Regions from separate parts of the Homo sapiens genome. Here region 1 is linked to region 2. A link is a contact called in ENCODE Hi-C data. All regions are on one chromosome and are shown on one strand. The core of a region is the stretch at or near the end of the contact, and the rest is flanking DNA. Distances in the headings are between cores, read along the strand shown.

The links. A loop is a pair of places that touch in the nucleus more often than their neighbours do. Pooled maps may share reads with other maps.
Region 1: a map with no recorded cell type shows a loop between it and region 2 (10-fold over the local background). The contact joins the enhancer-like site here to the promoter of ASB2 in region 2. A Hi-C loop is called at or near these places in 13 of 37 single-sample maps with no recorded cell type and 4 of 50 pooled maps.

The regions. Positions count from the first base shown.
Region 1 is chr14:91,372,159-91,375,157 of GRCh38, reverse strand. All of the region lies in intron 3 of CCDC88C (coiled-coil domain containing 88C), which reads left to right. LOC107984673 (a long non-coding RNA gene) reads right to left here. Exons shown (of 2, transcript XR_001750858.2): 2 at 907-2,522. Among named protein-coding and RNA genes, the nearest start is that of CCDC88C, 44 kb to the left of the region's middle. RefSeq lists enhancers at 1,120-1,189, 2,793-2,999. Within about 2 kb of position 1,482, at least 12 of the 41 ENCODE cell types and tissues checked have a DNase peak (open chromatin) inside an H3K27ac peak, as active enhancers do.
Region 2 is chr14:93,975,192-93,977,990 of GRCh38, reverse strand. ASB2 (ankyrin repeat and SOCS box containing 2) reads left to right here and starts at 1,421. Exons shown (of 10, transcript NM_001202429.2): 1 at 1,421-1,557. LOC107984663 (a long non-coding RNA gene) reads left to right here. Exons shown (of 4, transcript XR_001750861.2): 4 at 1-566. RefSeq lists an enhancer at 2,369-2,799.

The DNA.
Region 1 (2,999 bases), core at 233-2,732, 2.6 Mb after region 2:
GGAGCGAGACCGCCCAGATCACCACCCTCAGGAGCCCACAGCCCAAGAAGGAGACTCGAAGAGTAAGGCTGGTTTAGCAGAGGAAACTCAGTCTGTAGCTTCGTAACTAGTGAAGAGAGTTCCTGGTGTTTTGCCCACATCCCCTCGGCATGTTGTATACCACATACGTGTTACAGTGCCTGTCCCATTGGGCTCCGTAAGGGAGTGTCACCACATCTTCATTCCTGGCTCTGACAGGCACCATTGACCGATCTTGGCCCTCTTTGTCTCTGAGCCCAGATCTGGCCTCAGAATCCTTCTCAACACAGAACTCTAGGTAACCACTACCAGTCATCTGTGCCTGGAACCCAAGCTTAAACTACCCCTGGGATCACAGTGAGTTACTTGTGTGAGACTTCCTTGTGCCTCCTGAGGCTTCGGAATGAGCCTGACTGCAGAGACCACTGCAGATGCTGCCAGACTGTTGGAATGGCCTCAAAGGTCGGTTGGGCCACCCCAGGCTCTGTGCTCAGCAGGACTGCACGGCCTGTTCTGGCTGTAACCCCTTGCCCCTGGCTGTTCCCTCTGCCTGGGATTCTCCAGTTCCACCCGTCCACCTGGCTCACACCCTCCCTACACTCGCATTTTGTTCAGCTGACGATTCATCGAGGGCCCTCTTTGACCACCTGTCTGTAAGAGCTATGTTTTCTGTCACTTCCTCCTATGTTCCTTTATTTTGCTTCTTAACACACACATGTGACATATATTTACCTCTTTAGCCCTCTCATTTACTCCAATATTCCAAGCAATGAAAAATACCTATTGATCAAATGGACCTTGCATTAGCAGATACCTGGTGGACTTAACCCTGCTACTGCCTGCAAGAGTTAGGATGAGAGGTAATAGACACAGTGTGTCTAGCCAAGCTCCTGGTTTATGCAGCATGCTGATTTATTGCTGTTCGAAATAAAGTGTTCTTTACACTGTAGATGGGGGAGGGTGCGTTTAGTTGGAGGTCCCAAAAAGCCTCTGTTCTCACCAGAGCCTTCCTCCCCGCAGCCAGTTCCATTTAGCCAGCAGCTGGCAGGCATCTGCTGTGGGCCACACTGTGCAGAGCCCTGGGGGGATTCAGAGGTGAGCATGTTCCAGCATCTGCCCTGGGGACCCTGAGGATCTCAGTTCCCTGTGTGGGACTCAGGCAGGGACACGAGAGAGGGGCCTGGGGGCACTGATTGCTGAGGAAGTGATCATTGCCGGCGGAGGGGTTTGAGGAAGGCATTGGAGGCAAGTGTGGCTGGACAGAGAGGATTTTGTCAGGTGCGGGTGGGCAGGGGACCGGCTGGGCTGCCAGGTCACCTCCAACCCCTGCCCACCCCCCAACTTGGACAGCTGCTGCAAAGTTGATAACATCTTTTGAGATTTTCACTTCCTGCCGAGATATTAGTCATTAGAAACTTGTCACTTCTGAACCTTCCTCCTCCCCGGCTTTTCAACTGTGTCCCGATATGCCCTCCCCCAGTTTCCTGCTATAGAATACATTCTTGGTGATAGAATAGAGAGTTTCTTGCTCTCTAGATGAAGTCTGATCTTTTGCTGCAAACTCCTGTAATGAAAAGAGACCAGTTTGCATGAAATGTCTGCTCTGCTGTCTGTTTCCTCCAGAAAGCTTTTTTGGAGGAGCGAGTGGGGGCTAAGGAGGGGTAATTACAGTCTTATTTATCCATGCTGGAGACTCATGGTTCCCATGTGTGTAGAATTTTTCCTTCTCTTCATCCTTTGCTATTTGACCAGCACAAGTTCTGCTTGGCCCCAGGCAGATGTCACTGATGAACCGTGGCACACTTGCTCCCAGGGCCAGACCTGCCCCTAGTGTTCTCAGCATAGCGTCCAAGCCAGCTCTCTTGAGTCCAGACCACCATAGGGCACTGGTATCGTGTGTGTTTTTCTTGGCCCTCCTGAGGCCAGAGGGAGAAGAGAGAAGGTGGCCCCAGCAGATGTCCCAGCTCAGTTCTTCCTCCTTGGTCCTGAGCCCAGGGGCTGGGGACGGTTTGTGCATTCCTGGGGATCTCTAGAATGGACCCCACTCCTCGCACACACAGGTAGCTGGGACTGTCTTCCTTTATGGGCTCACTGTGGTGACTGTGGCTTCCTGTGTTTGCCCCCTGCAGAGCTGCCCTGTGTTGAAGCAGGAGGGAGGATGGTGTGTCGCCCCGGAGCATGTTGAGAGCACAGTGCCCAGCAAAACCTGACGGCTAGGAAAGGCCTCAGGTTCAGCCAGCACCTCCGGGGGCCTGACTTCATGCCAGGCACAGGCTTGATTGTCGCTAGGTTAAGTGATGCCTGCCTGCCCGGCCACCTGCCTTTCTGGCCACCTGGCAGGGCTTGATGCCGAGGCCCAGCAGCAACGTGGTGGTGGAGCCGGCAGAGGGGACTCCAAAGCTGCTGCTGTCACCGTTTAGATAACGTGCAGACAGGGCTGGGTCCAGACTCCCTGAACGGTGGTTCTGTGCACATCTGGTTCTCAGTTGTCCTTCATCGTGGGACTGTAGCCAGAGACACAAGATGGGGGCACCTTCTGTGTCTTCCTTTTCCTTTATTCCTAGCCCTCCCTGCACTAACACACGCCTCCCCCCCCCGCCCGCCCCCCCCCGCACCACTGCCATCTACCTGGATGTCACCTGCTCCTTGTTCTTTCCCATTTCAGCTTCCGGCCACCTCCTTCTTGGAGCTTTTCTGGATTCCCCGCTCTCCTCTGCTCCCAGTGCCCCCAGCTCAGGTGCCTGCCATCCCTCTGTTAGGGTGCCAGACTTGCTGGTGGGATTTGCTGGTGGGATCAGGCTGTGAGCTCCCCAGGACAGGGCCTGGCCCTATAGCAAACACCCTGGGCCCCTCACTGTCCCCCATCCCACAGGCTTTGTCCTCCTTGTCTTTGTTTCCTGGCTTTGAGGGTAGCAGTCTTGGCTTCATACCCTCCACCTCCCAACTGGCATGCCATCAGACACCCAGCAGGTGCCCGGGAA
Region 2 (2,799 bases), core at 172-2,671:
CAGGAAGTAGAGGAACCTGTGTTTTGCCTCCAGCAAGGAGCCCAGGAAAGCAGCCCGGCCTCGGGGAGCCGTCCCACAGAGACGTCTCTCGGGGAACATCCTACTGGGTAGCAGAGTCTCCAAAAAGTAAAAAGAATCTGACAGCCCCTTCTCTGCCCTTCTCCTACACTCCCTCCATAGCACATGGGTCTGGAAGGGGCTGAACTTGAGCTAACTTTGAGGGCCACCCAGCCACAGTGGCCTGGGAAGACTGACCCAGCTGGGGTGATGAGCAATTTGGCAGGTACCAGGGAAGCTGGGGGACTGCCTGGGGACCACTGGTGTCCTTCCCATCTTTAGCACCAGTCAGACCTCCAGAACCTTGACTCAACCCCGTGGCACCTTGTATACTGAGATGTATTTCCTTGTGGAATATTCGAAGTGCGTGTAAAGGCATCCTGAGGTTTCCTGAGTTTGAATCAGTGAGAAATCATGCTGTGGCCATCATAAATCCACATCCTCCAAGGGGAATGGGCCACTGAAACAAAAATGATTCTCCCCTTAGAGGAACAGACCAAGTCATGTTTCTGGACCCCTAACTCTGAGGCATGAGATGTGAACACACGGGTGGGAGAGTAGGTGCCTGGCCATGTCCTGTCACATCCCGGATGCTCAGTGCATGTGGCTGTGTATGTGTTGTCTTTGACATTTGACCTATTCCAGAAATGGGACGTTCTTCCCTAGACCAGGAGGAAGGGCTCTCTTCTGTTGTATATCTCTGCCCAGGGCTTGCCCGCATGCCTCTGTGTTTGTTTGTTGGCTCATTTGTACCCTGGCCCTTTGTATCCCCAGCCCCACCCCACAGTATCCAGCAGCCAGACACCTGCTATCCCCAAATGCTGCCACAAGCTCAGCACCAAACCTTGATTTCTCCAAAGCCCTTTTACGTCAACTCCTTCATCTCCTCTCTCCCCTTCTTCCCTTCTCTTTCACTCCATCCTCTTCCTTCCTGCTGTCTTGCCTTCCCTCCTTTGTTGCCTTTACTTCTCCTCTTCCCCTTTCTTCCTCCTCCCTTGCTCCTCACTCTTTGTCTCCCAACTATGCGTCTCCTCGTCCTCGTTCCCTGCCTCTGTCTCTGACCCACTGCATCTCTCTCCTGTCTGGCTCTCCCCTGGGTAGTTCCAGAAACATACCCATATATGGCCTCCATGTCAAGGATCACAAATGATGACATCACGTGAGGGCCAAAGCTCCGGGATCCTCTCTGAAGTGAGAGTCTGTATTCGATGCACCCGGAGGAACGGAAGGCAGGATTGCAGCTTCCTCAGTGCAACCTCCAAACAGGAAATCTGAGATGTATAACATCTTATAGTTTGGCTTGTCAACGTTGGTCATGCGGTGGCCCCAAAATAAACTCCCTGCTTCAAAGGACAGCGTTTCAGAACTGCCTGGCAGAGCAGCCAGAAGCTTGGGGCCAGGGCAGAAGGAAAACTCGGGGAGCATGTTCTGAATTAAGACACTTTCAAGAAAATCCTTTGTATTACCCCTGAATTGTACCCTTGTTTCAGAGCCTAACAGGTAATGCATGCTTTCAACTTTCTTATACAGATCTTGCAAAAGATTCTTTGGCTGGTGGGGATTTTCGGCTGCAGTACTTACTGGAAACCGCTTGTAGTCAAACTGTGATGTTGCTTTTCCCTCTCTCTCGTATTTTCTTGAGTTATACAGCACGCTGGTGACTTTCGTTTTGGATGCAATGAACAGAGACTCAGCAATTTGCATGTACTTACCCATTCTTCTGGAGGACTCTGGCTCAGAATATCACTCTGCTGTGCACTTCTAAAAATGGAAATGCAAAAGGACTTATCAATGATGCTATTGTTGGGTCTGTAGGTCTTGGGCGGTATCTGTGTCAGACAAGTGACTTTCAGAAATGCTTTCAGGCCAGGCGCACAGATAGAGGTTTTCATGAGTGGGAGTTAATTTAATGTAGCTGTTGCAGAGTGCCTAGGCATGCACGGTATTGTGGGAGACCATAGCAGCCAAGGTGCCATGTGCTCTGCTTTCAACTGTTTGGGGATTAGGAGAGGAAATGGAGGAATGTTATTTATGTGAGATCCAACAAAGCTGTGGAATGCAGGGATGCAAGAATACCATGCATGTGTGTGCACACGCATATGCATGACACATTTAAGGAGGCCATGGCCTTTGAAAGGATGGGTGGGATGCCTCAGGGTGGAAACAGAGACCTCCAGGTGGAGGAGCAGCTTGGGCAAAGGCAGGGAAGTCAAGGGACCTGGGGTGATGATGGAAAGTGAAATGTGGCTCTGGCAAAGGGTTCTGCATGTGAAAAATGGGGGTGAGGCTAGAAGGGGAGGCCAGAGGGAGAGGCACATCCTTCCAGGCCAAGCAAGAAGTTGGAACACTTTCTGAGAGTTTTTGAGCAGAGGACGGCATGCACATAGCCACATGCATTGAGCATCTGGGATATGAAGGGACACAGCCAGGCACCTACACTCCCACCCGTGTGTTCACATCTCAGGCCCCAGAGGTGGAGGCCCAGAAACATGACTTGGTTTCTGGTGCCTCTAGGTGGAGAATCATTTTCATTTCAGTGGCCCATTCCCCTTGGAGGATGTGAGATTTGGCTTCGGTGGCTCTTCGGGAAGCCAGGGGTATGCACTGGAATGAGGAGGCAAGGAGGCTGGTGACTCCTAGGGAGGGCAGGTAAATGAGGAAGGCCTGAAGCAGGGCAGAAGCTGAGCCCCTGCACAGGACAGGAATGCTCTTCTGAAGATAAGCTTGTTTCGTGAGGCGAGG